Linked DNA regions of Homo sapiens: all the other regions are linked to region 4. A link is a loop called in an ENCODE intact Hi-C map of the cell type or tissue named here. Cell type or tissue: endothelial cell of umbilical vein. All regions are shown on one strand. Region 1 overlaps MAML1 (mastermind like transcriptional coactivator 1). Region 2 overlaps MGAT4B (alpha-1,3-mannosyl-glycoprotein 4-beta-N-acetylglucosaminyltransferase B). Region 3 overlaps RNF130 (ring finger protein 130). Region 4 has its middle 19 kb from the start of RNF130. Region 5 overlaps TBC1D9B (TBC1 domain family member 9B). Region 6 overlaps RUFY1 (RUN and FYVE domain containing 1).

What was found. Peaks named below come from ENCODE experiments on the same cell type or tissue, not always from the same donor. Only the 100,000 strongest peaks of a DNase experiment are listed, where the experiment ranks them.
Region 1: it touches region 4 in a loop (8-fold over the local background); 9 of 110 quality-filtered maps call a loop at or near these places.
Region 2: it touches region 4 in a loop (21-fold over the local background); 15 of 110 quality-filtered maps call a loop at or near these places.
Region 3: it touches region 4 in a loop (11-fold over the local background); 51 of 110 quality-filtered maps call a loop at or near these places.
Region 5: it touches region 4 in a loop (14-fold over the local background); 3 of 110 quality-filtered maps call a loop at or near these places.
Region 6: a loop joins it to region 4, with 4 times the contacts of the local background. A loop is called at or near these places in 2 of 110 quality-filtered maps.

The regions. Positions count from the first base shown.
Region 1 is chr5:179,761,094-179,766,093 of GRCh38, reverse strand. It overlaps MAML1 (mastermind like transcriptional coactivator 1), which reads right to left. Exons shown (of 5, transcript NM_014757.5): 2 at 1-768. Among named protein-coding and RNA genes, the nearest start is that of LTC4S, 30 kb to the left of the region's middle. In endothelial cell of umbilical vein, a CTCF peak has its summit at 2,762 (motif pointing left); DNase peaks (open chromatin) are centred at 493 and 2,763; H3K27ac peaks cover 1,062 bases.
Region 2 is chr5:179,799,784-179,804,783 of GRCh38, reverse strand. It overlaps MGAT4B (alpha-1,3-mannosyl-glycoprotein 4-beta-N-acetylglucosaminyltransferase B), which reads left to right. Exons shown (of 15, transcript NM_014275.5): 2 at 2,815-3,000; 3 at 3,090-3,230; 4 at 3,317-3,450; 5 at 3,831-3,877; 6 at 4,187-4,300; 7 at 4,525-4,600; 8 at 4,716-4,830. Among named protein-coding and RNA genes, the nearest start is that of MIR1229, 3.9 kb to the right of the region's middle. RefSeq lists a silencer at 2,835-2,904. In endothelial cell of umbilical vein, a CTCF peak has its summit at 2,784 (motif pointing left); a DNase peak (open chromatin) is centred at 2,783.
Region 3 is chr5:179,984,296-179,989,295 of GRCh38, reverse strand. The region is part of intron 3 of RNF130 (ring finger protein 130); the gene reads left to right. Among named protein-coding and RNA genes, the nearest start is that of MIR340, 29 kb to the left of the region's middle. RefSeq lists an enhancer at 1,239-1,773. In endothelial cell of umbilical vein, no CTCF peak of the experiment used is centred here; a DNase peak (open chromatin) is centred at 2,785.
Region 4 is chr5:180,088,546-180,093,545 of GRCh38, reverse strand. No RefSeq gene overlaps it. Among named protein-coding and RNA genes, the nearest start is that of RNF130, 19 kb to the right of the region's middle. RefSeq lists a silencer at 2,890-3,019. In endothelial cell of umbilical vein, CTCF peaks have their summits at 2,159 and 2,909 (motif pointing right); a DNase peak (open chromatin) is centred at 2,965; H3K4me3 peaks cover 711 bases; H3K27ac peaks cover 317 bases.
Region 5 is chr5:179,868,501-179,873,500 of GRCh38, reverse strand. TBC1D9B (TBC1 domain family member 9B) reads left to right here. Exons shown (of 21, transcript NM_015043.4): 13 at 253-382; 14 at 511-609; 15 at 1,971-2,039; 16 at 3,006-3,246; 17 at 3,667-3,732. Among named protein-coding and RNA genes, the nearest start is that of MRNIP-DT, 12 kb to the right of the region's middle. In endothelial cell of umbilical vein, no CTCF peak of the experiment used is centred here; a DNase peak (open chromatin) is centred at 2,740.
Region 6 is chr5:179,556,905-179,561,904 of GRCh38, reverse strand. RUFY1 (RUN and FYVE domain containing 1) reads right to left here. Exons shown (of 18, transcript NM_025158.5): 2 at 1,707-1,880. The region is part of intron 4 of LOC128966623 (a long non-coding RNA gene); the gene reads right to left. Among named protein-coding and RNA genes, the nearest start is that of RUFY1, 8.9 kb to the right of the region's middle. RefSeq lists an enhancer at 2,353-2,472. In endothelial cell of umbilical vein, no CTCF peak of the experiment used is centred here; DNase peaks (open chromatin) are centred at 2,264 and 2,754; H3K4me3 peaks cover 1,414 bases; H3K27ac peaks cover 592 bases.

The DNA of each region.
Region 1 (5,000 bases), 330 kb after region 4:
TGGACTGGGATTGTCCGCCCGGGGCTGACCAGAGGTGTGGAATAAGGTTTGGGAGCCCCCTAGGCTGGGGGAATCTGTACTCACAGGGGCAGAGGAAGGCCCCAGAAAGGTCTGCCCTGCAGACCCGGCCCTCACTTGTGGAGAGCCTAACTGTTCTTGCTCAAAGGCTGCTGGAGAGAATTCCGTCTTAATATTAATGTCCTGTGCCAAGGGGGTTTGTGTGGCAGAGCCAGAAGACTCTGGGTCCTTCTTCTCCTCGAAGTCCTCATTAAACAGGTCCTTCATGTCTTCATCGGGCACCGACCTGTTCAGCTCCTCGATGAGCTCCTTCCACTCCTGCTCGTTAAGGTTGAGGTCTGGCATGAGGTTGCTTTGCGATATGGAGCCGACAGTCCCAGTGATCATGCAAGGCAGGTCTTCGACAGGCTCCTGCTTCAGTTCTTTATTCAGGCTCAGAGGAAATGACTCACTGGGGTTACTGCCTCCATTCAAGTGAAGGCTGGAGTCAGCCAGACGCTTTTTGTTGAGAGAGTCTAGCCCCAGAGAGTGCTTCCCACTGGACTGCAGGGCGTCGGCTCCAGAAGGCTTGTCAGACTGACCGAGGGGGGAGGCTGGAGGCAGTCCATTGGAAGAGATGGCAACTCCCAGAGGGGCCTCCCGGCGAGTCTTCTTATGCCCAGGAAAGAGGTCCCCGTAGCCATTCTGTTGATCGCCATTCTGAGGGGAAGTGGCGCTGTCAAGATTCCTCTTAACTGTATCATGAAGATGCTGAAAAACATTGAAAAGAATGACTTAAGATACATATGAATTTGCTCTGCTATGACAGTAACAAGCCAAGGGCTGATGTCCCTGCAATGCTCGCCAGTGGGTTCTGCTTGCATAGTGTACACTCCCATTTCTGGGGACACACCTCCATTTTCCCTGACGGTCCTATACCTGGCCAGTCAGAACTGATGTCTAGCTAAAGTGCTTCTGCAGTCCTCTTTCTGCAGGAGACAGGCATGAGGCTGCCCACAGCCATCTCGTCTGGCGGTATGCCCAAGAATGGAGCCAACAAAAAAATGCCAGAGAGTACACACACACACACACACACACACATATATATATTATATATATATATATGTTTTGAGATGGAGCCTTGCTCTGCCGCCAGGCTGGGTGGAGTGCGGTGGCACAATCTCAGCTAACTGCAACCTCCGTCTCCTGAGTTCAATCAATTCTCATGCCTCAACCTCCCAAGTAGCTGGGATTACAGATGTGCACCACTGTGCCTGGCTAACTTCCGGTATTTTTTGGTAGGGACGGGGTTTCACCATGTTGGCCAGGCTGGTCACAAACTCCTGGCCTCAAGTGATTCACCCGTCTCAGCCTCCCAAAGTGCTGGGATTACAGGCATGAGCCACTGTGCCCAGCCCCTCACTTTTTTTTTTTTTGAGACAGAGTTTCGCTCTTGTTGCCCAGGCTGGAGTGCAATGGCGTGATCTTGGCTCACAGCAACCTCCGCCTCCAGGGTTCAAGCCATTCTCCTGCCTCAGCCTCCAGAGTAGCTGGGATTACAGGCATGTGCCACCATGCCCAGCTAATTTTGTATTTTTAGTAGAGACGGGGTTTCTCCATGTTGGTCAGACTGGTCTTGAACTCCAGACCTCAGGTGATTTGCCCACCTCAGTCTCCCAAAGGGCTGGGATTACAGGTGTGAGCCACTGCGCCCGGCCGGCCCCTCACTACTTCTTATTGGGACTATTTGCTTGAACATAATCTGTCTGGTGTGACACTGTGACTCTGCTTCCCATCTGCTCCTCGATGGATTCATGCCACTGAAGTTATTAAGATTCTGCCTTGTGCCAGAGACAAGTGCTGTGGGGAACATAAAGACAAAGAAGACAGCTCCTCCTCGGGTGGGCTTTCAGGACATGGGACATACACAGACAGGGCTACAGAGTGAGAGCAGCACACAGTAAGTACCCTGGGAGTTCAGGGGCGGCGATTTCAAGATAAGAACATGTCAGAAGGGATGGGAAGGGGACAGAAGACGGACTCCTTCTACTGCTTCCTCACCTGCATGTGCTGCAGTCAGGACTCAACTCCACTGCTCAGAGGGAGTGCCTATGCTCAGCTTCCAAACACATGCTGCTCCTTTCCTGTGTTTACTTTATTACGTTTTTGTCCTTTATCCCCCACCCCCAGTACCATCCCCCCTTCCCATAAACCCTAAGCATCTATAGCATGTTATTAGAAAATGTTCCAAGTAACAGCCCTCATTATTATCTTTAGACAGGATTCAGAGGAGACGGGGAGCCCCCTGTGCTAGCTTCTCCGGCTGCAGAGAAAGGCCACCTGACTCTCCACACCAACCCCAGGGGCCCAGGTGAAGTGCCCTGGCCTGGGCGTCCTGCCTGGGGCAACTCCACGGGCATCAGTTCTCAACAGCAGATTACCCACTGGACACCAGGGAGGACCATTTTCTCAACCTCTAATCCCCAATTCTAATGTTCCTGTTCTTCTTTTCCCCACATCAAGATTTGCTTATTTCTTAACTGTTAAAGCTGACTACACAGTGCTCTATAAATCCTAGCCAAGTCAGTATTTTTAAAAATCCATATATGGGTAACTAAGTCGGTCTGAAAAAAAAAAAAAATCGCAGGAATGCCTGACAAATGGAACTGCAGGGCAGAGGTAAGCAACAATCCTAGGATTCAGAACACCGCCCCACAGCTGCAGGACGTTTGCTTTACTTTCATGCAGGTTCTTCTGCTTTCTCCTGCCACCTAGGGGTGGAAGGGAACCACGCACATAAAATAGACCCTTTATAAAAAGCCATTATTTGAAAAGTTTTCCTTGTGGAAGGTAAATTCATACCCATTTAAATGGTCAGAGGAAATAAAAATTAGTTGCTAACATTTCCTTGATTTTCATCTTTTCTACCATTTTCTTTTGTTCCACAGTGCCAGGTCTGGGCTATCTGTAAACCTGGGAGCTCAGTTTTCCATCTTCCTAGGGGAAAAAGAAAGATGGAAATCTAAAGGGTCAAGGCACTTGATGAGTCAGCTGGTTGTCTCAGATTAGAAACAGAATCTTTCTTTGCCCTAACAATTACAAAAGCTACCACTCCCTCATTCAATATTCACATGCAAACAGCTGCAGACAAGTTCCAATGTAACAACTGAATTTTGTAATACCTATTGCTTTTAACCAAAGGAAACAGTAGGGCATTTTGTCAACTACTCACAAAATTTAACTGGAATAACGTAGACGGGGATAGGAGTGTGTAATGTGGTGGCCCCGGCAGATTTTTAAGCCCTGAGCATTTGCAGGAGTGTCTGATATGCAGGGCAAGGATGAGTGAGCCTTGGAGCCTGAACTCAAAGAATCACAATAGAGATGGGCAAACAGCCTGAACAGATTAAAAGTTATGTAAGAACAGACACAGAAGGTGCTATAAAGCAATACTAGACTGGCTGCCACGTATAAATACAGGAGCCTGCTCCAGCACATCTGGTACTTCTGGGTGCTCAGCTCAAAGGTTCCTGTTGTAACTACTGAAGAGTTTCTGCAGTGTACAGGGTTCCAGGAGGACCCAGTCCTGGGAGATAATATGATCAGATGCTCGTGGTCGGCTGGAGAACCACGTGTGCTCAGCCTTCCACCAAGACACCCCGCTGACCTAAGTCCCATCCTAGCCTGTGCCAGCTCCCTCGCTGGGAGGCCACACTCTCCAGGCGCCACCTGCCATCCTCTGCTCTGGGAGAGGAGCTCCAGGATACCACCACTGCTCTGAATCAAGCTGGAGCTGGCCACACCTTTTGGACTCCTAAGCAGCATCCTGTCAGTCTCTCACCCACCATGCACTAGCCTTATAGGAAGGATAATCCTTTGCCTATCTCCACTTCCTCCTTCTTCAACCACCCACCGCTGCACTCCCAGAATGCTTTGTGGCCAAACTCACCAAAAAATGACAATACCTACATGCTTCCACTCTGAGCTGACAGACACAGCTGCTGAAGACACGCGTGGTTCTTTCATGAGTGCTCCTTACACACTGGCAGCCAATGCCCCTTTCTAGCCCTACTCATCAGGAAATTTGCTTTTCCTCCTGCCTCCTCTTTTTTACCTCTTCTATCATCTTCCTGTCAGCCAAACTCCACCAGTTCCCACCCCTTAGAGCCAGCACCTTGATCTATGGCAATATGGATTACATTCCTGGCCAATCTGGAAATCAATGGGATGTGGGGAAAAGGAAGGGAGGAGTTGAGAACTGCTTTCTCCAAGGCCAGCAATGATCTTCCTACTGTTACACATAGGCCATATTTTCAGTCCTTCCTTTCCCTCTCTCCCTGCACTCCCTTCCTCTCCCTCTTATCATCTGCCACTTAATAATTCATCTTTATTATTATTATTGAGACGGAGTTTCACTCTTGTTGCCCAGGCTGGAGTGCAATGGTGCAATCTCGGCTCACTGCAACCTCTGCCTCCCAGGTTCAAGTGACTCTCCTGCCTCAGTCTCTCGAGCAGCGGGGATTACAGGCGTGCACCACCATGTCCAGCTAATTTTGTATTTTTAGTAGAGATGGGGTTTCGCCATGTTGGCCAGCTGGTCTCAAACTCCTGACCTCAGGTGATCCGCTCACCTCGGCCTCCCAAAGTGCTGGGATTACAGGTGTGAGGCACCTCACCCAGCCCTTTATTAATTTTTTTTAAGAGACAGGGTCTCACTCTGTCACCCATGCTGGAGTACAATGGGTGATGATCAAGGCTCATGGCAGCCTCAAACTCCTGGGCTCAAGTGATCCTCCCGCCTCAGCCTCCTGAGTAGCTGGGACCACAGGCATGAACCACCATAACTGGCTAATTTTTTTGCTTTTGTGGAGACAGGAGTCTCACTATGTTGTCCAGGCTAGTCTCAAACTCCTGGGCCGAAGCGACCCTCCTGCCTCAGCCTCCTAAAGTGCTGGGATTACAGGTGTGAGCCATTGCACCTGGCCTCCTTCCATCTTTTTTTT
Region 2 (5,000 bases), 290 kb after region 4:
AAACCCCTGGTGAAACCAGACGTAGCCAGTCGGAGGCCAGATTGGAACCTGGCCTCCACTTTGCAGCCAGCGGGGGTCCAGGAACTTGAGGGAAGGACCCAGGAAGTGGAATCTGCAGGGAAGGAAGGAGGTGGGCAGGGAACCAGAGAGGAAGGGCAGCAGGTGTGGGCATCATCCTGGAAACGCAAGGTCAAGCCCAGGACGGCCTCTTAGACCAACGCAAAATGGACCCTGGAGAAGGGTTTGGGGCCCAATTTCCTATCTAGCCCGTGCAGCAGCTCTGCCAGCGCTCAAACTGTGGCCCTCGGTCAAGCACCTGCTGAGGATCTGCCCAGGGAGGCAGACCCTTGGGGGCAGCCCGGGGTCTCAGCCATGCAGCGCTCCCAGCCTTCAGGCTGTCCGCCTCCCCAGGCCTGGACTTCAGCAATGATGGACACCCTTACTCCTAGGAGGTTGCAGGGTCTGGAGAGGAGGCAGACACCTGCCACACACATGCATGGTGACAGCAGACCGTTAACGGGCCTGATATCTGCCTATGCCCCTCTGAGCCTGTCCCTTTTCCCTGAGTACAAGGCACAAAGGTTGTGCCCCAGCTTGGCTCTTTAATCTTTCCCCAACCAAGAGGGAAGCAGGGGGAACTGTGGTTTGTGGGCCCCAGGATGTCCTAATGACTCGCCTCCAGGGGAGGGTGACACAGCCTCCAGGCCTCATTGCTGCTGCTCTTAACAACGTGGTCCTGAGGCAAGAAAGTGTGGCAGGGGCTCCCAGGCTGGTCCCTCTCCTCACCTGAGCTGCCTCCCCAGCTCCCGAGGGTTATAGGGTGCCAGCATGGCTTGGCAGAGCCCTGGCATAGGGCCTGGCCCATGGGGAGGCAGTCACAGAGTTGGACCCACAGTCAGAGAAGCTGAGGGCAAGGCGGGTGGAGGAGCTGGCAGGCGGGGGAGGCTGCCCAGGGCCAGGGCCTGCAGTGTGTAGGGAAATGACAGAAGGGTTGGTGTGGGCGGGAGCCCGTGGGGCCCTTTATCTCCTGGTAAACAGGACCCGGGGGAGAGGGGAGGCCCCTAGGAAGGAAGCGAGGGTAAGGCGCAGGCTGTTGCCAGGGTGATTCAGGCAGCATCACCCACCACTGCCCACCCAGCCTGTCCATCTGAGGCAGTCGTGTGGGACAGAGAAAGCCAGGGTGGGGCTCGGGGGTGGGGGTGGGCAGTGGCTGTAAGTAGGCAAGCGGGGACTGGCATCTAGGCAGGAGGGAGGCGCACCTGCAGGTGCAGGTGGCTCTGAACCCATTCCTGATGGCTCTCTAGGCCTCTGCACCTCCAGTCCCATCCCTGTGGGCGAGTGCTGCCTACACCTGGTGTCACCCAGCAATGGGTGAGCCCTGGGGATAGCCAGCTCTGCATTCAAGGGGTTAGGTTTCCAGGGTAACCGAGCCCCTGAGCCCAGCGTGGAGCCTGGCAGAGCCAGTAATCTGACTCCCCTTTCCCTCCCGCCAGGGGCTGTCCAGAGGCTCCGCTTTGCCTCAGCCTTTAGCCCCAGAGAGGCAGGGTGTGGAGGGTGGGGGCTGGCTTCTTGGGTAAGAGATGCCTCAGGGAAGATCTACCTGGCTCCCTGCTCCTTAAACCTTTCCCTCCTGCCCAGGTCCACCCCTTCCTCTTCCCTGGTCACTTGGCACTTCGACCTCCTGCCCGTTTCGGAAAGGGGTGTGCCCTGAGGTGACTGAACTTTGCCTGATCATGACCTTGATCATGCACAGGGCTGCTGGTGGGGTGAGGCCATCCCACGCAACTCTGGGGTCTGTGAAGCCACCAAGGATCAAGGAATGGAAGAGCTGCCTGAGTGTAGAGGGAGTTCGGTCAGGCTTCTTAAACTTGGAGACTTGGAAACAGAAGGCCTTGTAGGCCACATAGGTTTTCAGAGACTCGCCTGGCAGAGGCCTGGAGCGTCCTGCTGCGTGGACTGTGGGCACCGAGCCACCAGGAGGTTGTTGATCTCATTCTTGCTCACTGGTCCCTGCCAGACTGGTGGTGCCTCTCTACTGTCGGGCAGCCCCACCTCTGTGCTGCCCCATCCACCTACAGCCCTCATGCCTGGGCCCAGCTGGAGGTTCTGACAGGGGCCCCCTGGGGTGGCATGCGGACCCTTCAGGGTGCCCCAGGCGCAGCACAGGTCTCCAGAGACACAGGCACCAGGGCGTTCAGAGCTAGTCCCCTCGCTGCTGTTGACTGTCCTTGAGCAGCCCCAGGGCCGGTTTCTCAACCTCATTTGCTCACCTGAGCAATGAAGTGAGGTGGGCTCCTGGAACTGCAGCAGCCACCCCCCGGGGCCATCGTGAGGCTAAGAATCCAGTGCAGGGTGAGCAACCAGCGACCGCTACAAGGACAGTGAAGAGCTAGCACCAGGACCTTGGGTAGCCCACCCGCTGGAGGGAGCGTGTGCTGCAAAAAGCAAGAGTGGGCTTTGGAGGCCAACGGATGGAGCGGATTCAGTCTGAGGCTGTTCCAGCCCTTGCTTAGGATCCACCTACCTAGGTCTGGAAATCGTATTTCCACTTCAGATGCCTTCTCAGAGGATAAAATAACCCCCGGTGGGGGAGAGTACTGGAAGAGGGCTAATTCCCCTGGTTTTCTCCCCATGAGCATTAGTGTCAGTGTAATTTTAGAGTGACCCCAGCTATGTCACGTGTGGCAGGCACAAGAACAGATGTCAATGAGCTATTGCAGAGGTGGACACCCAGATGTGTGCGCTGGCACACTGGAGGGGCCCGTAGGGTGGCTCTAGACCGCCCCCTCGTGACGGCTTGCCTACCACCTGCAGGCGACGTTGTGGACGTTTACCAGCGGGAGTTCCTGGCGCTGCGCGATCGGTTGCACGCAGCTGAGCAGGAGAGCCTCAAGCGCTCCAAGGAGCTCAACCTGGTGCTGGACGAGATCAAGAGGGCCGTGTCAGAAAGGCAGGCGCTGCGAGACGGAGACGGCAATCGCACCTGGGGCCGCCTAACAGGTGAGGTCTGGGGCGGGAGGGGGAAAAGGCGGGGGCGGGCTGGTTGTAGGTTCCCTGGTCTCAGTCCCGATCCTTCCCGACCCACCCAGAGGACCCCCGATTGAAGCCGTGGAACGGCTCACACCGGCACGTGCTGCACCTGCCCACCGTCTTCCATCACCTGCCACACCTGCTGGCCAAGGAGAGCAGTCTGCAGCCCGCGGTGCGCGTGGGCCAGGGCCGCACCGGAGGTATGGGCGCAGACAGGGAGGAGCACGGGGTGGGGGGACGGGTGGCCCCCGCACCCTTTCCAGCGTCGGGCCTCCGTCCCCCATAGTGTCGGTGGTGATGGGCATCCCGAGCGTGCGGCGCGAGGTGCACTCGTACCTGACTGACACTCTGCACTCGCTCATCTCCGAGCTGAGCCCGCAGGAGAAGGAGGACTCGGTCATCGTGGTGCTGATCGCCGAGGCGAGTGAGCCGGGACGCGGGGTTGGGGGACATTCAGAGGAGCCCCCGCGGTGCAGAACTGACAGCAGGAACCATTCCGAGGAGAAAGCTGTCGGAAGTTCAGTTGCTAGTTTCATTCGCAAATGCTCCGAGATAGAAAGTTGAAAGGGCTTTCTGGCACCCTCTACCCCTACCCATCGCCCCCGCCACCCCCTAGTCCTTGGCCATGCGAGTCCCAAAGGGAAAGGGCCGTCTCTGGGGGCCCCCTTACTCCGCCCTCAGCACAGCAGGCTCACTCCCTCCACGTGGGGGGCATCTGAAGCCTGTGCCCCTTCTCCAAGCCCTTCCAGGCCTTTTGGGGCAGCAGCAGGGCTAAGGGAGGGTGCTTGGTCTCCCCACAGACTGACTCACAGTACACTTCGGCAGTGACAGAGAACATCAAGGCCTTGTGAGTACTGGCGACCCCAGAGAGCTGGTGGCGGGAGAGCTCGGTGCGGGGTGTTGTGCTGGCAGGTTCCTGCCTCCCCATGAGATAGTGCCTTTCCTATCTCGTGGGGAGGCAGGGACCTGGTGGGGGAGGGGTGGGTGTGCAGAAGTGGCCCAGCCCCTCTGGAGCTCTGCTACCTCAGTTGGCTGGGTGTAGGGGGTGGTGGGGGGCTGGCACTGGGTGAGCCTCAAGAAAGGGCCACAGTCTGGTGGGCTCGGCCCCTCTCAGCCCCTGGAGGCTGCATACGGACTAGGCCTTCCCGTCCCCCAGGTTCCCCACGGAGATCCATTCTGGGCTCCTGGAGGTCATCTCACCCTCCCCCCACTTCTACCCTGACTTCTCCCGCCTCCGAGAGTCCTTTGGGGACCCCAAGGAGAGAGTCAGGTACTAGTTACTCCCCCATACCCTCAGCAACCCGCCTGCCTGTGCTGAGAACCCATCTACTGGTGTTTGAGTCCAGGGTGTTTCCCTGCAGTGCCCTGAATTCTCCATGGGAGGACCCGTGCATGGGGGTGGGGGGACAGAAGCTGCCCACCCAGCGGCTTCTCTGCGGAGCCACAATGGAGGTGGAGGGGTCTGAACTTCTGAGGCCCCGCCCCGGCCCACAGGTGGAGGACCAAACAGAACCTCGATTACTGCTTCCTCATGATGTACGCGCAGTCCAAAGGCATCTACTACGTGCAGGTCAGCCCCAAGCCCTGCGTTGCCCTGCCCTGCCCTGCGCCGCCCTGCCCTGCGATGGGTCTGGTCCATCTGGGTGCCCTTCCTCAGCCCCAGCCCCTCTCTGCTCACCTCGCAGCTGGAGGATGACATCGTGGCCAAGCCCAACTACCTGAGCACCATGAAGAACTTTGCACTGCAGCAGCCTTCAGAGGACTGGATGATCCTGGAGTTCTCCCAGCTGGGCTTCATTGGTGTGCCCCTCCCCTTACCTGACGGTGCCTTTCAGTCCCACCTGCCTCTGCCATCCTCTCTCCCAGTCCCACTGTGTCCACTGTGAGCCTTTGCCCAGGTGGGCCCTGCCTGGTGTGCGTGCTACAGCCCCACCTGGCCTGTTCTCATTGCCTGTGCATCAGACATGTCT
Region 3 (5,000 bases), 100 kb after region 4:
TAGTTCCCATAATCCCCATGTGTCATGTGAGGGACCCAGTGGGAGGTAACTGAATCATGAGGGTGGTTAACTCCATGTTGTTCTCGTGATAGAGAGTGAGTTCTCACAAGATCTGATGGGATAGTTTTATAAGCGTCTGGCGTTTCTCCTGCTGGCACTCATTCTCTCTCCTGCTGCCCTGTGAAGAGGTGCCTTCTGCTATGATTGTAAGTTTCCTGAGGCCTTCTTAGCCATGCGGAACTGAGTTGATTAAACCTCTTTTCTTTATAAATTACCCAGTCTGGGGTATTTCCTCATAGCAGCATAAAAACGGACTAATACACCCGCTGTCAACATTGGACAGATCATCTGGACAGAAATTAACAGAATACTTGGATTTGAACTGTACTATATACCAAATGGACGTAACAGACATTTACAGAACACTGTATCAAATTGCTGCAGAATACACATTTTCCTCAACATATGGAACATTGTTTAGAAACACTATATATTAGACCACAAAACAAGTCTCAACAAATTTTTAAAAATAGAAATCATATCATGCATCTTAGAACACAGTGGAATAAAACTCAATAACCAGAGGAACTTTGGAAACAGTATCTACGTGGAAACTAAACAACATGATCACTGCCATAAGGTTGATGAATATATTAAGAGATATTTCTTAAGTTCTTGAAATAAATGAAAATGGAAATAAAACATACCAAAACCTACAAGATACAGCAAAAGCAGTGCTAAGAGGGAAGTGTTTATAGCAATGAATGCCTAAATCAGACAATTAGAAATATTTCAAATGAAGAGCCCAGTTATGCACCTCAAGGAACTGGAAAAGCAAGAATAAACCAAACCCAAAATTGGTAGAATGAAAGAAATAATAAAGATCAGCATAGAACTAAATGAAACAGAGACTAAAAACACAATACAAAGGATCAACACAATGAAATTTGGTTTTTCAATAGATAAATGGCTAAAAGAAGCCTCAAATAAAATCAGAAGTGAAAAAGGAGACATTACAACTGAAACCAACAAAATACAAAGGATCATTAGAGGTTTGTGAAGAATTATACACTAACATACTGGAAAACCTAGAGAAAATGGATACATTCCTAGCCACATACAACCTACCAACATTGAACCAAGAAGAAATAGAAAACATGAACAGAACAATAAATAGTAATGATCCCTCAACAAAAACTCAGGACCAGATGGCTTTACTGCCAAATCCTATCAAATTTATAAAGGAGAATTAACGTCAGTTCTTCTGAAACTATTTCAAAAAATGAAAGAAGAGAGAATTCTTTCTAACTCATTCTACCAGACCCAAATTATTCCAATATTAAAACCAGACAAGGGCACAACGAAATAAGAAAATGGCAGGCCAATGTCCTTGAACATAGACACAAAAAGCCTCAACCCAGTACGAAGCAAAGTGAATCCAACAACACATCAAAAAGATAATACAGCAATATAACGTGGGATTTGTCCCGGGGATAGAAGGATGTTTTGGCATTTGCAAGTCAATAGTCATGATGTTTCACATCAACAGAATAAAGGAACAACAAATACCAGATTCTCAATAGACACAGAAAAGGCGTTTGATAAAATTCAACACTCTTTGCAAATTAGGTATAGAAGTAACATACTTCAATATAGTGAAAGATACACATGACCCACAGCTAACATCATATTGATTAGGAAAAGCTGAAAGACTTTCCTTTAAGAACTGGTTCAAGACAAGGATGCCCACTTCTACCTACCACCCCCTCTGTTCCACATAGTGCTGGAAGTCATAGCCGGAGCAGTCAGAACATAGAAATAAAAGGTGGCCAAGCTCGGTGGCTCACACCTGTAATCGCAGCACTTTGGGAGACCAAGGTAGGCGGATCACTTGAGCCAAGTAGTTCAAGACCAGCCTGGGCAATGTGGGGAGACCCCTTTCTCCACAAGAAATATAGAAATTAGCCAGGTGTGGTGGTGTGTGCCTATAGTCCCAGGTATTCAGGAGGCTGAGGCAGGAGGATGGATTGAGCCCAGGAGGTCCAGGCTGCAGTGAGCCATGATCACACCACTACACTCCAGCCTGGGTGACAGAGCAGGGACCCTGTCTCTAAGAAAAAAAATAGAAGAAAGAAAGGAAGGAAGGAAAGGAGGAAGGGAGGAAGGGGCATCCATATCATAAAGAGAATGTTAGTTGTCTCCCTTTTCAGGTTATGTGACCATATGTAGAAAAAAAACAAAGAGTTCACCAAAAACTCATAAACCTGATAAATTCAGTAAAGTTGGAGAATACAAAGTTTGTGTACAAAAGTTAGTATCATTTCTGTACACCAGTAACAAACTGGGTAATAAGGAAATCAAGAAAGCAGTCCTATTTGCAATAGTCACATAAAAATAAAATACATAAGAATAATAAATTTAACCAATATTCTCAAATACTGATGAAAGAAATTGAAGAGATCACAGAAAAATGGAGAAATATATGTCATCATGTATAAAATACATGTAGATACTAGTCTATTTGATCATTTACTATCATAAAATATACAAAAATCCATTGTAAAAAGTTAAAAATTATTAAAACAAATACATGGCACCATTCACAGTTGGAAGAAATGTAAACCATGTTAAATCATAACCGCATAAAATTAACAGTAGTACGTACTGTATTAATGTAATAATTTCATAGCCACCTGTTGCTATTGTGATCACCAGTGTTGCCAGTGTCCACTTGAAATGTCATGTGACATACGCTTATGAGTAGTTCGTCCCTCCATTAGGTTGATTATTGCAGTAAAAGTGACCTCTTGTGGTTCTCACATAGTTTTCAATGTGTTTAGTGCAGTATCATGAATCTTGAATATTACACCATGGGACCTGTATGAAGTGCCATAGTGCTGCTGGAAATGCTCCCAAGAAGCGGAGAGAAGTCATGACGTTACAAGAAAAAGTTGTATTGCTTGATTTGTACCATAGATAGAGGTCTTCAGCTGCAGGTGCTGCCATTTCACAAAGAATGACTTAGCATATCATTGTAAAACACATAAAAGGACAGAAAAATCTATTCATGAAGCCATTGCTATAGCTACACCAACAGGCACAAAAACTTTATACTTTTTGCTAAATACCTTTTGCAGCCTTTATGTGGGTGCAGGATTTCTATAAGGAAGGCATACCTGTAGTATCCAATGTGATTTGAGGAAAAGAAAAGTCATTATATGACAACTTAAAAGGAAAGCAAAGGATATAGCACTGGAGAATTTAATGGCAGCAAACGTTAGTTTGAAAAGTTTAGAAAGAGATTTGGCTTTAAAAATGACAAGATAACAGGAGAAGTAGCTTTTGACGATCAAGAAGTAGCAGTCAAGTCAGGTTCCCAGATTTCATTAAGAAAATCATTGAGGAGAAAGGTTATTTTTGTGAACGGATTTTTAATATTGATGAAAGTGCCCTATTTGGGGGGAAAGTGCCACAAAGGACATTTATTAGTAAGGTAGAGAAGAGAGAATTAAGACTTCAGGCATTTGTTTTGTGCAAATGCAGTCAGGTCTATGATCAAGACTGCCCTTATTGATAAAGCTACTAAACACCAGCCTGGAAGGGAAATTATAAATACCATCTGCCGGTTTTTAATTGCAAAACAGGGAGGACCGAATAGTGGGAACCCTCTGAATTGGTTTTATCAGTGCTTTGTCCCTGAAATTAGGAAGTACCTTGCCAGGGTAGGACTGCCTTTTAACGTTTTTTTGATATTGGATAATGCCCCTGGCCACCCAGAACCCCATGAATTCAATACTGAAGGCTTCAGAGTGGCCTTCTTGACCCCAGACATGCCTCTAATTCAACCTCTAGAGCAGGGGGTCCTAAGGACCCTTACGGCTTAGTATGCACAGTATGCTATGTAAAGCATTTAATGCTGTAGAATAGAATCCAGATAAAACATCACAAAAGTCTGGAAAGATGGCACTGTTGAAGATGTCATTATTATTATAGGAAATGCCATGAAAGTCTAAACAAAAGATTTCTATGGGAGAAAACTGTGTCCAGACGTAGTACATGATTTCACAGGATTTATGATAGAGCCAGTCAAGGAAATCATGAAACAGATTGTGGATATGGCAAAAAAAAAAAAAAAAAAAAAAGTTAGGGGGTAAAGGGTTTCAAGATGAGGATGTTGAAGAAATTCAAGAGCAAATAGATACTACACCAGAGTAATTAAATTAATAGGAGATGACTTGATGGAAATGGGTGTTTCCATGTTGTTCAAGGGGCAGCTATGATAACAATATCAAACAAACTATAGGTTGAGTACCCTTTATCCAAAATGCTTTGGACCAGAAATTTTTCAGATTCTGGAATATTTGCATTATACTTACCGTTTGAGCATACCAAATCCAAAATTCTGAAATGCAAAATGCTCTAGTGAGCATTTCCATTGAGTTTCATGTTGGCACTGGAAATGTTTCATACTTAGGAGCATTTCAGATTTTAATTTCAAATGCTTAACTTATATGGAAAAGGCAGGAATACCTCCAATTTCATTGTATGGCACCAGTATCATTCCTAATACCAAAACTAGACAGAACTACTACAAAACAAAACTACAGACCAGGACCCCTCTTGAACATAGATGCACAAATTCTAAAAAATTTAGCAAATTATATTTAACAATATATATAAATTCATCATGACCAGGTGATGTTTACTCCAGGAATATAAGTTTCATTTAACATTCAAAAATTAATGTATTATTACCATATTAGCAGGCCAAAAAAGCTAAAACTGTATGATCTCAATAGATGGAGAAAAGATATTTGCCGAAGTCCAACATCGATTCCTGATTTTTAAACTTTCCTCAAACTATTAGGGCATCTATGAAAAACTGACAGCCACCATTATATTTAATGGTGAACGACTAAATTCTTTTTTCTAACATTAGGAACAAGAGAAGAATGTGTCCTCTGATCACTTCTGTTTCTGCGTTGTTCTTTAGATTCTAG
Region 4 (5,000 bases):
CAACATAGGGAGACCTTGTCTCTACAAAAAATTTAAAAATTAGCCAGGCGTAGTGGCGCACACCTGTAGTCCCAGCTACTTGGGAGGCCGAGGGAGGGGAATAGCTTGAGCCCAGGAGTTCAAGGCTGCGGCGAGCTATAATTGAGCCACTGCCCTCCAGCCTGAGTGATAGAATGAGACCCTGTCTCCCATCCCCCCAGAAAAACATTTTACAACCAAAAAGTACAGTAAATCACTGTAGGGAGTAGGGTAGAGCTCCCAAAGCTGAGAGGGCCTATGGCCTAGCAAGAGAGCTCTGCACCCAAAGAAATGAGCAGGAAAACAGGGAAGGGGAGTACACAGACAGCAAAAGGTGGGTCTCTCTCAAATGTGATGTTCCTCCAAAATAATAGCATCTCAGACACACGCAGCTACCAGAGGAGGAAACACCCTGGGGCCCAGGCCCAGGGAGGGAGAGCCGGGGAGCTCCTCAGGGCCGTGAGGATGAAGGGTATTTGCCAAGCATCAGGAGCAGGAATCTCAAAGGGCAGGCAGAGGAGAGGAGCCGAGGGAAACCTACGGACCCCCTTCCCAGCAAAACGAGTGCAAGGGGTAAAAAGGATTTTTTTAAGCCTCCAGAAATTGTCTTTTTTTTTTTTTTTTTTTTGAGACAGAGTCTCACTCTGTTGCCCAGGCTGGAGTGCAGTGTCACAATCTGGCTCACTGCAACCTCCGCCTCCCGGGTTCAAGCAATTCTCCTGCCTCAGCCTCCTGAGTAGCTGGGATTACAGGCGCCCACCACCATGCCTGGCTATGTTTTTTTTGTATTTTTAGTAGAGACGGGGTTTCACCATGTTGGTCAGGCTGGTCTCGAACTCCTGACCTCGTGATCCGCCTGCCTCGGTCTCCCAAATGCTGGGATTACAGGCGTGAGCCACCACGCCCGGCCCGGAAGTTGTCTTAAAATAATAGACCAAATGAAGAAAAACTGATTCAAGAAAAAATCTACTGAAGCTCAGTAAGAACAGTGAGCACTATGAAATTTGAACTATTACCACTTCCTCCATCCTTACTCTCAGCTCAGAGTGACAAAAGCTCTGTGCCAGGTGGGTGCAGTCAACAACACAAAGCTCTCTGTCCCCCAGCTCCCAGGCAAGGCTACCATATCCCCACGGGAGGGGCAGGCTTCCAGCATCTCTCTCCGCAAGCCCAGCTCTGTGTTAGAAGCTAAATCTGGAGCAAGTGCAGCTGAGAGGTCAGGGCCCCCTCCTCCACTCAGCCCTTCCATTGCAGAGTGGAGACTCTGCCCTAGGTGCTTCAGTCTGAGCACACCGAGTCAGGCTGGCTCCAGCTCACTCAGGGTGGAAATTCCATGCTGGGAGAGGCAAGCCAGGAAGATCAGAGGCCGCAGTCCCCACCCAGTCCACTCATCAAGCAAGGGTGTCACTCTGAGAAAGTGGGCCGTTGTCCCTACCACCCACAGTGAAGCAGTGACTGAGAAATTTTGCCCAGGAGAGGAGAGGCAAGGCACAGGACAGACAGCTTCTAAGCTCTCCCCAAAGGAATTGCCTTTATTTGAACACAGTGTAGGTAAGTTCAAGGCTAAGGGCACTCAAAAAACAAGAGAGGCTAGGTGTGGAGGCCGACGCCTGTAATCCTAGCACTTTAAGAGGCTGAGGCAGGTGGATCACCCGAGCTCAGAATTTTGAGGCCAGCCTGGCCAGCATGGTGAAACTCCGTCTTTACCAAAAATATAAAAAATTAGCCTGGTGTGGTGGCACACGCCTGTAATCCCAGCTACTTGGGAGGCTGAGGCAGGAGAATCGTTTCAACCCAAGAGACAGAGGTTGCAGTGAGCCGAGATTGTGCCGCTGCACTCCAGCCTCGGCGACAGAGCTGGACTGTCTAAAAACAAAACAAAAACAGTAGAGATCGTGTTGGTAAGCGATTAACAGATAACTAGTAGCTTCAACAGAGCAACAAGCTAAACCATAAGCCAGCCAATTTACCAGATAGAACCATGGAGAAAGCAGCCACAAAGAGCCCTCTGGGGTCAGAATGAACCTCGAAGACTGACCTGGAACACTGCCCCTGCAGAGGCACCTGCATTTAATTGAATCAAACTGTGGAGAAATGTTGGTCCCAGGACCTGGTCTTAACAGTAGAACCATCATCCAGCAGTTGGTGGCGCCTAACAGCTGGTGCGAGACCAACAAAGGCAGACAGTTAACAGAATTACGAGGGAAAGGGACAGCCAAAGAGAGCCCTGCTAAAGCCACCGCCACCCCAGGATGACTGTGAGCATGCCCAAGGCTCCCCCTGAGGAGCAACATCAGAGGCATCACCTTGCAGGTGAAACAGACTGCGTTAAAATAGCCCAGTTAAGTCTCATGCTTTTCCCTGGCACGTGGCCTGCACCTGAGGCCTTTGCTCTCTATTTTTTGCCAGTTTGCCAGTAAAACTTTACTTATCAAAACAGGCAGCCAGCCTGTGGGCAATAGCTTACTGATTTAATTTTTTTAAATACTGCCTTGTTTATCCTGATTCTCTCCCGTGCCTTGGCATCCCTGGGAAGTTGCTTACTTAAGAGGCCAAGGGGCCGGGGGCGGTGGCTCACGCCTGTAATCCCAGCCCTTTGGGAGGCGGAGGTGGGGGGGGGGGGTGGGGATCATTTGCGGTCAGGAGTTCGAGACCAGCCTGGCCAACAAGGTGAAACCCCTTTTCTACTAAAAACTCAAAAATTAGCCGGGCGTGGTGGCACACGCCTGTACTCCCAGCTACTCAGGAGGCTGAGGCAGGAGAATGGCTTGAACCCGGGAGGCGGAGGTTGCAGTGAGCCGAGATCTCGCCACTGCACTCCAGACACAGCGAGACCACGTCTCAAAAAAAAAAAAAAAGAAGCCGAGGCCGTCGCCGGCCCGCGCCGAACCGCCAGGGGGCGCCCTCCCTCCGGCACCGCCCACTCAGCCCGGCAGGAATCCGGGGCACAGGGGGCCCCTGACGCCGCGCTGGGCGTCCCGAGTGCTGGGCGTCAGATTTGCTCCTTCGCGCTCCTCCGGCGGCAGCGCTCCTCCCCACCCCGCCCCCAGCAATCGCCCACCGACCTGCGTCCCTTTCTCCGCCGAGATGCCTTGGGATCTGCTCCCTCCTTCCCCTCACGGACCCTCCCCCAGGTCTGGCCTCAGCTGCTCCCACCTCCTGAGGTTTTTCTCGCGTTTTGATTTTAGGGCGGGCCTCCCAGCACGAAAGCCTGACCTAAAATCAAGGCTGATTATAGTTCCTGCTCCCAAACAATCCTTCCCTTCAGCCAGACCTGAGCCTCCTGAGAGCCCGCGGCTGAGCTGAGGGAGAGCCCTCGCGACCCCCGCGGGGGATGTGGGCGAGAAAGCGCCTCACTCTCCTCCCGCGCAAAACGCCGGAGAGACCGGAAAACGCAGCCGTCGAGGTGCGCAATATTTTAATGCCATGTTTTTAAAAGTTAAAGTTAATGAAAAAGTCCATGAACAAAATATCAACATTTTAAATAAAGACAGGATTGGATTTTTTTTTTTTTTGACGGAGTCTCTCCCCGTCGCCCAGGCTGGAGAGCAGCGGCGCCATCTCTGCTCACTGCAACCTCCGCCTCCCGAGTTCAAGCGATTCTCCTGCCTCAGCCTCCTGAGTAGCTGGGATTACAGGCGCCCGCCGCCATGTTTGGCTAATTTTTTGCATCTTTAGTAGAGACGGGGTTTCACCATATTGGCCAGGCTGGTCTCGAACTCCTGACTTCGTGATCCCCCCACCTCATCCTCCCAAAGTGCTGGGATTACAGGCGTGAACCACCGCGCCTGGCCGGATTGGATTTTTCTTTTGGCCTCAGGCTCCAGTCCTCTGACTGACCTTGTCTTTGACTTTTGAAAATATTGTATTAAAATATTATTTATGCTGATGACTGAGATTTTGAGGACCCTTCTCCAATTTTCCACCTGAGGCAACCATCTCACTCACTTCATCCCAGTCCCAGCCCCCTGTAGAGACAGTCAATAAACAAGTAATAGGTGGATGTGGTGGCTCACGCCTGTAATCCCAGCACTTTGGGAAGCCAAGGTGGGCAGATCACCTGAGGTCAGGAGTTCTAGACCAGCCTGGCCAACATGGTGAAATCCCATCTCTACAAAAAATATAAAAATCAGCTGGGCGTGGTGGCACGCGCCTGTAATCCCAGCTACTCGGGAGGCTGAGGCAGGAGAATCACTTGAACCTGTCGGAGTTTGCAGTAAGCTGAGATAGGGCCATTGCACTCCAGCTGGCGACAGAGCAAGACTCTGTCTCAAAAAAAAAAAAATACATAAAAGAAAAGTAATAATTTCAGAAAGTGATAAGATCTAGAGAAAATTAAACATGACCACGTGACCCAGCAACTCCACCCTCCTAGGTATTCCATTCCAAAAGAAATGACAACATACAGTCACACAAAAACTTGCACACAAATGTACATAGCCACACTGCTCACAATAGCCGAGGAGTGGGGAACAAACAAAATGTACTTCAGTGGATGAATGCTACACAAAATGTGGCTGTGATCTTATCAAATATACATTTGGTCTTCATCCGGGCTTCCTGGCCTACAACTGCTAGAATCCTCAGAATCTCCACAGTAGTGTCTTTCATATGCTAAAGAGGTGGGTGAAGGCGGGCAGCCCCCAGGTAGCTCCAGGATGGGGCTGGTCACCAGAAGGACCAAGGCAGGACTAGAGGCCTGGGACTTTCAGCCTCACCCCCCAGCCTCCGGGGAGCGGAGAGGGGCTGAAGGTTAAGTTGGTCACCCATGGCCAGTGATTTCACCAGCCACGCCCAAGAAATGAAGCCTCCGTATAACCTCCAGGATAGCTGAACACATGGAGGTTCCTGGAGGGCCGCGTGCCCAGGGAGGGGTAGAACCTTCGTGCCCCTTTCCCCATGCCTTGCCCAGGCATCTCTTCATCTGTATTCTTCCCAATACCCTTTATAATAAACCAGCAAATGTAAGTGTGTCCCCGAGT
Region 5 (5,000 bases), 220 kb after region 4:
CTAAGAAAACAGCCCAGCGTCCTCAGGGTTAGTGCTCAGGCCTTGTCGGGGGCACTGCCCTGTAGAGGGCTCCCCAACTTGCTGGGGGCGCTGCCAGGGCACACCTCTGCCCTCCTGCAGGGTGCCCAGTCCTCTGCACACTCCTTATTAGGAGTCTGCATAAAGATTGGGTCCCTCCGCATCACCCAGCTGTGGGAAGGAGGCTCCCTCTGCCTGGGCGTGGTCTGGACTGTTGTCCTCTGTCCTTTGCAGATACCTGGATAATGTGGTCAACAAGCAGAGTGTCTCTCCTCCTATCCCGCACCTCCGTGCCTTGCTGAGCAGCAGCGATGACCCCCCTGCAGAGGTGGACATCTTTGAGCTCCTGAAAGTGTCCTATGAGGTCAGCACCCAGTGGGGCCATTTTGGCCAGGCCGCTCCATCTGGCATGTGGGTTGGGGTGGCTATGGGCAGGTGGTGGCCCTCTGCCCTGCAGTTGGCTTGATCTCACCAAGTCACCTCTCCCTATAGAAATTCAGCAGCCTGAGGGCCGAAGACATTGAGCAGATGCGGTTTAAACAGAGGCTGAAAGTGATCCAGTCCTTGGAGGACACGGCCAAGAGGAGTGTGGTATGGGTGCCAGCAGGGCTGGGCAGGGGCTGGGCTGGGGGGGCAGCAGTGCCTTCCCCACAGAGCAGGGTGGGTACAGGGCTCCACCGCACCCAGTCTCCTACACTGCTTTGGTATGTACATCATGGTAGGATTCATGGGACCGGGATCCAGGGGTGTAGGTGGGAATGTGGGGAGAGGTTCCAGTCACTTTTCTCTGCTGGTGGATGTGTCACCGGGAAGCTTCTCAGATGGCTCCCACCCTGAAAGCCACATGCCCAGCCCTCTGGGCCGAGCCCGCCCAGCCTGGCTTCCCATGTGTTCCCTGCCCCACTCCCAGGTAGCAACATGCCGCCATCCTCCGCACACCCCAAATGGCATGTGTCTGCCACAAGCTGCTGTTCTCATCTCTAGAGGGGCCAGGCCCTCCCTGCCACCCTGTGCTGCAAGACCTGTTTGTGGTCTCTGCCCCCAAAGGCAGGGACTTCCTCCATTGTTTCCACATTCCCAGCCCTCCTGCAGGCTTGTAGGACACTGTAAGGACATTGGGTCGCAGCACCACAGACTGACTGCTTTGGCCAATTAAAGTACAGGAGCATTGGCTGGCAGGTTCTCGGCCTCCTTCCACAGAGCTGGCACCAGGGTCTCTGCAGGGATCCAGATGACGGGAGCCAAATGAGTATCCCTCACTCTGCGACCTCAGCTGCACGTTGAGGACAGAGGCTCCCCCACGCCCATCCTGGGAAGGGGCCCGGAGTGTGAGAGAGAGGCTCCCCCACGCCCATCCTGGGAAGGGGCCCGGAGTGTGAGAGAGAGGCTCCCCCACGCCCATCCTGGGAAGGGGCCCGGAGTGTGAGAGAGAGGCTCCCCCACGCCCATCCTGGGAAGGGGCCCGGAGTGTGAGAGAGAGGCTCCCCCACGCCCATCCTGGGAAGGGGCCCGGAGTGTGAGAGAGAGGCTCCCCCACGCCCATCCTGGGAAGGGGCCCGGAGTGTGAGAGAGAGACTCCCCCACGCCCATCCTGGGAAGGGGCCCGGAGTGTGAGAGAGAGGCTCCCCCAAGCCCATCCTGGGAAGGGGCCCGGAGTGTGAGAGAGAGGCTCCCCCACGCCCATCCTGGGAAGGGGCCCGGAGTGTGAGAGAGAGACTCCCCCACGCCCATCCTGGAAAGGAGCCCGGAGTGTGAGCTGAGTGGTAGGTGGGGGGCCAGGGATGGGCTGTGGGCCTCGCTCTCTCCCGAAGGGTCCGCCCTTGAGTGCTGGGCCACTGAGAGGGCGGTTCACACCCTTGCCCTTGTCTGCCGAGGATGCTCTCACAGAGTGCCGTACTTCTGTGCCAGGAGCTTGTGATCCAGCTATATACCCTGTTTCTCCTTCCTTCTAGGTCCGAGCTATACCTGTGGACATTGGTTTCTCCATTGAAGAGCTGGAGGACCTTTACATGGTGTTTAAGGTGACAGCTCAGAGCCAGGGCAGGACCCGTTCCTAGCTTCCTAGCTTCCTGCCAGAAAAGAAATGGATCTAAGAGTATCCTCTTAGAAGTAGATAGAAATAGGGAATAGAATAGAAAAACAGAAACAGATCTAAGTGCATCCTCAGATGCAGTTGCCATGAACCTCCTGTGGTAGAATCGAATCCCTCTTGGAGTTTAGGCAGGACCTCTTAAATGGCAGCAAATCCATTCAAGTCATCTTACACAGAAGAGGGAATACATTGCCCCTGTATTGCTAGACTGAAAAGTCTAGCAATGCACAGCTTCAGGCATGGCTGGATCCAGGTGCTGAAATGTGCCGTCAGGCTTCCCCATCTCTGATGTCCTCTGCACTGCTCTTCCTACACCATGCCAGGACTGTCGTCACAGCTCCAGGGTCATACTCTCTTCTCAGTAATCCCAGTGCAAAGAGAATTTTTCTTTCCCTTGTGCTTTTAGCAAAAGACCCAGCCTTAATGGTTGGAATCTGCCTTTCTGTTGTTGTTGCCAGTTCCCGTCCACCTCTCCAGCTGCCTCAGGTTCCGTGCTCAAGGTGGCTGCTGCGCTGTGGCCCTAGCGTCACAACAGTTGAGCCAGCTCTGCCTGCCTCCTAGAGAGGTCATAGGAGCGAGAGCAAGCCTCAGGCCTCTTGTTTCCCTGGAGCCCTGCCAGGAAGGCTCAGCCCTTCTCTGGGGCCAGCAGACCAGCTCTGCCCCCTGCAGGCTGCCAAGGACTCTGTCTCTCAGCCAACCCCCTCCCCATCTGTTAACAAGGGGCTGATGACAGCCTGAGAGCTTTCGGGAGGTGCTGCAGTGTCTGGCCCGTGCTTACCGCCCCAGGGCTCCGCAGGCTTGGACAGAGGGGGAGGGTGGACACACCACCAGCCTAGGGGTCCCCTCGACCCACAGGCTTAGCGGCTGGACCGTCTCACCAGACCGTGTCCCACAGGCCAAGCACCTGGCTAGCCAGTACTGGGGGTGCAGCCGCACAATGGCCGGCCGTCGGGACCCCAGCCTGCCCTACCTGGAGCAGTACCGGATTGATGCCAGCCAGTTCCGGGAACTCTTTGCCAGCCTGACACCCTGGGCCTGTGGCTCCCACACACCTCTGCTGGCAGGGCGCATGTTCAGGCTCCTGGACGAAAACAAGGACTCGCTGATCAACTTCAAGGAGTTCGTGACAGGGATGAGTGAGTGCCTGCAGGGCCTACCAGGGGCTTGACCCTCCCTCACCCTTTCCCAGGAAGCCTCCAAATGCCAGCATCTCCTGTCTGTTCCCCCTGCAGCAAGTAGGGGGCAGCTTGAGCCCCTGGCCCTAGATACGGGAAGAACAGTTTACCCACGGGAGCCGAGATGGGGTCCAGCAGGAGCCTTGCCCGCTCCCCTCCCTCATGCAGTCTGGGGCTGCTAGAAGCTGGTCTGCCAGCCCCAGGGAAGGGCTGAGCCTTCCCAGCAGGACGCCAGGGAGACAGGAGATCTGGGACTCACCCTGTGACCTCTCCAGGAGGGAGTTGGGCAGCACAGGCTGTGAAGAGGGTCCTACTCGGACCCCCTGGAAGGGGCTCTGCAGCCATGTTGCCAGACCCAGCCCTCCCTGGCCTTCTCCACAGGCGGGATGTACCACGGGGACCTGACAGAGAAGCTCAAGGTGCTCTACAAGCTACACCTTCCCCCAGGTGAGAGCCTCCTGCCCACTCCCCAGCCAGGGTCTCCCACTTGTCCAGAAGTTCAGCTGCAGAGGACAGGCCTCTGTGAGACTGTGGGGCCTCGAGGGGGCACAGCAGCGTCGCAGGCTGGAGGTTCACATTGGAGGAGAGGGAGCGGGAGCTTGAGCACTTCACAGAGGTCTGAGAGCAGGGCCTTGGCCTGGGAAGGGACGTGGAGGAGAATCCCATGGGTGACCGGGCACTGCTGGGTACAGAACTCCCACCGAGGAGGCAGCTGGACCCAAAACCCACTAGGAGGGCCATGAGTGGAGCTTCAGGGCTGGAACCGAAACTGCTGCATTTATCTGTCAAGTTTCTTAAGGGTTTATTCCCAGAGTTTCAGCTAGAGAATCCTGTCACATGGCCATGAGGAGGGGCCACTTCTCTCTGGCCTCTCAGTGGTGCTGTAGCCTAGTGGGGCTGCACTGGCGACAGGCTGTCTGTGCAGGGGGCAGGGCTCAGCAGGAGTGGCTGCATGGACAATGCTCCAAGGAGGGGTCATCTCCCTCATCACAGAAGGAAACAAAGGCGCAGGCAGGTGGAAATCCTGGGCTGGGCACTCTGCTGTGGCTGGACCTGCCCCAGGTCCCTGCTGTCGCTTTGCCATCTGAGGTTAGCAGCTGCCCTCAGAACCGACCCCGGGGATGTTTAGAATACTGGGGCTGAGCTTCACCCGAGGAGATTCTCACTTGATTGCCTGTGATGGGGCCCAGACCTGTGGTTTTTAAAGCTGGCAGGCCATTGCTCTGTGCCTCCAGAGCTGAAGGCTCTTGACATAGCTGTTCTCGTTTGTGGCTGGCTCACCAGAGAGGCCGTGGTAGGACAGACCCCACTGGGCCTGGTCCCAGGGTTGAGAGCATGCGGGGCTACCCTGAGACTCCTGAGCCTCCTCAGCCTGCCCTGCCCTGTCCTGTCCAGACACAGAGAACACTTGGGCTCTGCTGGGCTTGTGGCCCATGCCCGCTACACTCACCCAGGACCATGCGATCCGCAACCCTGGGTACTGCTTGGTGACCTCCAGCAAAGACTGCACTGAATGAGGCCGGCCAGCACGCACAACGCGGCCCGACCTCTGAGCTACCCAAAGGGAGAGCAGCAAGTTGCCTGTGCGTGGCTGGTTCCTGTGCGCCCATAGGAGCATGAAACGCCCCCAAAGGGCCCACTGGCCAGATGGTCACTGGGGCAGGCGGGCAGCTGCCATTCACTGGACTCCTAATTGTGTTGATTGGATTTTTACC
Region 6 (5,000 bases), 530 kb after region 4:
AGACCATCCTGGCTAACACGGTGAAACTCCGTCTCTACTAAAAATAAAAAAAAAATTAGCCGAGAGTGGTGGTGGGCGTCTGTAGTCCCAGCTACTCGGGAGGCTGAGGCAGGAGAATGGCGTGAACCTGGGAGGAGGAGCTTGCAGTGAGCCGAGATTGCACCACTGCACTCCAGCCTGGGGGACAGAGCGAGACTCTTCAAAAAAAAAAAAAAAAAAAAAAAAAGAAAGAAAAAAACAGTTGCCTTATAGGCTCATCTACTATGAAATTCTTCCCCCTTTTTTTCCTTGATGGCAAAATCAAGGATTTATTTTTTTTTGTTTTTTTCAGATCCTCATCATCTGTACTGCTGTAATTGGTCTTCCTGCTCCTAATACTGTCACCTCCCCACCATTACAATCTGTTCTCTACATAGCTAGAAATTCTTTTAAGAACTGAAGTTAGGACACATTTCTCCCTTTAGGATCTTCCAAAGACACTAAGAATAAAATGCAACTCCTCATCTGACCTTTAAGGACATATATGGTCCAGCCTCTCCCTACTCCCCTGACCTCATGTCCTCCCCTCCTCTCCCTCAGCACACTTAGCACACCTGTTACCTGGAGTCTTTCTCAAGCTGAGGAAGGTTGGTCCCACTCAGAACCTTTGCATCTGTTTTAATTAATTAATTAATTTATTTATTTATTTATTTTTGAGATGGAATCTCACCCTGTAGCCTTGGTTGGAGTGCAATGGTGCAATCTCAGCTCACTGCAACCTCCGCCTCCTGGGTTCAAGAGATTCTCCTGCCTCAGCCACTCGAGTAGCTGGGATTACAGGCATGCGCCACCACGCCCGGCTAATTTTTGTGTTGTTAGCAGAGGCAGGGTTTCACCATGTTGGCCAGGGTGGTCTCCAGCTCCTGAGCTCAAGCGATCCTTCCGTCTCGGCCTCCCAAGGTGCTGGGATTACAAGGCGTGAGCCACCGCGCCTGGCCTAATAAGGCTTTTAAATATTGAATATGTGTTGAATGATATTTTGGATATACGGGTTCCATGAAATATATTATTAACACTAATTTTAAAACATTTTAGCAAATTAGGTTAACTTTTTTTTCTTAATTTTTAAAAGTTTTATCCCCACAGAAAGGCATCTCATCTAACACTTTTTTTTCTTTTTTCTTTTTTTTTTTTTTTTTTGAGACGGAGTCTTGCTCTGTTGCCCAAGCTGGAGTGCAGTGGCGCGATCTCAGCTCACTGCAACCTCCGCCTCCCGGGATCACGCCATTCTCCTGCCTCAGCCTCCCGAGTAGCTGGGACTACAGGCGCCCGCTACCACGCCCAGCTAATTTTTTGTATTTTTTTTTTTTAGTAGAGACCGGGTTTCACCGTGTTAGCCAGGATGGTCTCGATATCCTGACCTCGTGATCCGCCCGCCTTGGCCTCCCAAAGTGCTGGGATTACAGGCGTGAGCCACCGCGCCCAGCCTCATCTAACGCTTTTAAAGTAACCTGGCTACCAGAAACTTTAAAATTGCCTATATAGCTTGCATGCTATTTCTATTGGCCAGCGCTGCTCTAGGACGTCGCTTCTGAATACAGGAACCTTGCCTGTTCTGTACACTGCTGGCATTTCAGCATCTAGAAGGATGTCTGGCGCTGATGAAAAAATGCTGAGCAAACACCCAGCCCGAACTTCCACGCTCCCAAACGCCCCCTCAGGCTCACCTTTCAGCCCATGTTTGAGGCAGTGCTCCATCACTACAAAGAACTGCTGCAAGGGGGCATGGTCCGCATCCAGGCTGCGGCCCAGGCTCAGAGCCGACTGGAGCAACACCTTGATGCTGAGTTTCATCATGTGCATCAGGTTGGCACGCTCCTCCATCATCTGGCACTTAGAAGCTGTGGGGCAGGAGCAGGGATAGCTTCGTTAGTGGACTGAGCGTGGGGAGGTCAGACTCCGGGCAACGGTGAGAAGACGGGTCAGGCAGGAGGCCAGGCGGTCTGCTTAGGGAACGGACGTGCTGGCGGGCGGGCAACCGGGATTCGCAGGTAAGTAGTCCCTGATCCCTAGAGGCCACAGCCCCCTACCTGGACGGCGGGGCCTTGGGTCAGAAGAGCCACTGGGCCTCCTGCTCCAGAGGCCTCTCCCAGACGGCTCCGCGCGTTGCTACGGCGACGGCTTTAGCAAGACTCGCCGCGTTTGGCTTCTCCCGCAACCCCGGTTCCATTTTTGACCAATGGAAGGGCGCTACCTACAGGAAGCCCTGCCCCAAGCTCTTAGAGGGCGTGCTGGGAAAGCGTCCCGCCCCCAAACATTCCTATTGGGCGAGTCCAGCTCAAGGCCTCTCCTACGGAGCTGGTGGGCGCCATTTTGCACCCTCTGTCCCGGACGGAGGAGGATGCGCACCCCGCCCAGAAGGCTTTTCCAGCCTTCTCTCTTGCCGGATAGTGCCAGCCGGGTGCCTGCAGGGAAGCATCTTCCCCTCAGCTCCAGGCTCAAATTCTTGTTGCCGATCTTTCGTCCGCTACTAGTGGACAATTTTAGGTTTTACGCACACTTTGTTTTTTGGTAAGGAAAACCGTTGGAGTCAAATGAATTCAGAGAGTTCCATTTCAACTCCCATTATCTTGTCGCATTGCCTTGAGGGTGTAATAAAGACTGTGTGCAATTATCATCAGATATCTATACGTGCTGGCCAAATGCTCTCTGAAACCCAGTAAGCTGGTATCCTAGAAACTAAAAGTTTAGATCCCAAAGTAAGAGTCCTGGCAGGAAAGTCCCAGGTGCGAAGCGCGGCCCTCACCCGGGCGCGCGCGCGCGTTTACATTGTCTTGGAAATATTTGCCAATTGGAATGGGGGCGGGGGATCGTATTGTTTTTGGTTTGCAGCTGTCCAATTACTACTGAGGTTAAATAACTTCTGTTTATTCTCTGCTAGTATTTCTTCTGTGAATTGCTTGCTCAATTGACTTTCGTGTTGAATTGCTTGCCTTTGTCTTACTGACCTGTATATTTTGGATACTAATCCTTTACCTGTTTTATTTCACCAGCATTGATTAATATGGACAATTAAAGAGCATATTTATACGTACTATATTTTTATATAGTTAATTACAGTTAAATCTGAACGATAATATTATGGCCGTGAACTTGTAGTAAAGGTCTTAAATAAATACTGAGACATCCTGGGACTAAAAATTCAAAATTATCTCAGCAAAACCCAAGAAGGTAGGGGGAGAGCTGCTGGGCAAGAAGAAACAGCCTAAGCATTTCACCTTGGTTGTGGAGAGGGTTAAAAGTGGCTTAAGTAAAGCATTTCGTTGGGGGTGGTATAATTTTTTTTTTTTTTTGAGATGTTGTTTCACTCTTGTTGCCCAAGCTGGAGTGCAATGGCGCCATCTCGGCTCACTGCAACCTTCGCCTCCTGAGCTCAAGCAATTCTCTTGTTTCAGACTCCCGAGTAGCTGGGATTACAGGCATGCGCCACCACGCCTGGCTAATTTTGTATTTTTAGTAGAGACGGGGTTTCTCCATTTTGGTCAGGCTGGTCTCGAACTTCCAACCTCAGGTGATCCGCCCGCCTTGGCATCCCAAAGTGCTAGGATTACAGGCGTGAGCCACCATGTCTGGCCAGTATAATTATTTTTATATTTCGAGAGAAGCCTATGTATTATATTTATAAATTTTAAAACTGTAATGGATGATTGGCAAAGGAAATAAAACTTGTAAAACTTCATCAAGAGAAGGGAGAAACTCTGAAGACAGCAATAACCATAAAAGCAATTTGTAAAGATTTATCTTTAAAGAAGACACCAAGCCCAGTTCTATCATCTAGTGGTCTTGAAATTGGAATACATATACAGCAGTCTTGCCAAAGCTAGGTATGCCCAGATGTTTTAAGGAACTCAATTTCCAGATTTTCAAGTTTCACAGGCACTCTTTCTCCTCCCTCTAAAGAAGGGCAACTCACTCCATAACCTGTCTTCCTCTTGATACGGTGACCTGGGGTGCCCTAGGTTCCATACACCAAATGGAGGTGGTGTCGCCCTTGATGATTAAGTAATCAAAAACATGAAGACCAGCCTTTTACTGCTTTATGGTATTCAGTTAAGCTTGGTCTTGGGGCAGAGGGGTGGTCTCTAACCCTCTGCTTGGGTGTCCTAAATTTAGAAAATTAAATTTTTCTCCCTACAAATCTATGTAATTATGTTCAACCAGTCAATATTCACAACCCTAAGATGTGCCATTAGCTTGATGGCCATTTTCCGTAAATTAAATGAGCCCAAACTGCAGCTAAGTATTTGATGAAAATGGATTTGAAATACATGATAAACTAAAAGTATTTTTGTCAAAAAGTACTGTATTGGCAAAGGTGAATGAAATAAGCAATACTCAGATGTCTCCAACCATTCTGAGTATTCTGGGTTAAACAAAGTGCCTAAGTGAAAGAATAAGAAGTGAAATTATCCCTTGATAAGTCTTTTTTTCTTTTGAGATGGAGTTTTGCTCTTGTTGTCCAGGCTGGAGTGCAATGGCACGATCTTGGCTCACTGCAACCTCCGCCTCCTGGGTTCAAGAGATTCTCCTGCCTCAGCCTCCCCAGTAGCTGGGATTACAGGTGCCCGCCACCATGCCCAGGTAATTTTTTGTATTTTTAGTAGAGACGGGGTTTTACTATGTTGGCCAGGCTGGTCTCGAACTCCTGACCTCAGGCCATCCACCTGCCTCAGCCTCTCAAAGTGCTGGGATTACAGGCATGAGCCACCGTGCCTGGCTCACACTTGATAAGTCTTGGTAAAACTTTTGTTTTGGTAACTCCCAACAGTTGAGAAATTTTCTTAATATGATTAGGTTGCAGGTCAGGTAATTTTCAATTATTTGCTTTGAATGAAAATAAGGGAACAAAAAATAATTTTTGGCTTTAGATCAGTGTGATTTGGGGCATATAACTTGGAAAGAGTTCAAAGATGACCAACATTACTAAAACAAACAAACAAAAAACAGGACTAAAACTGATG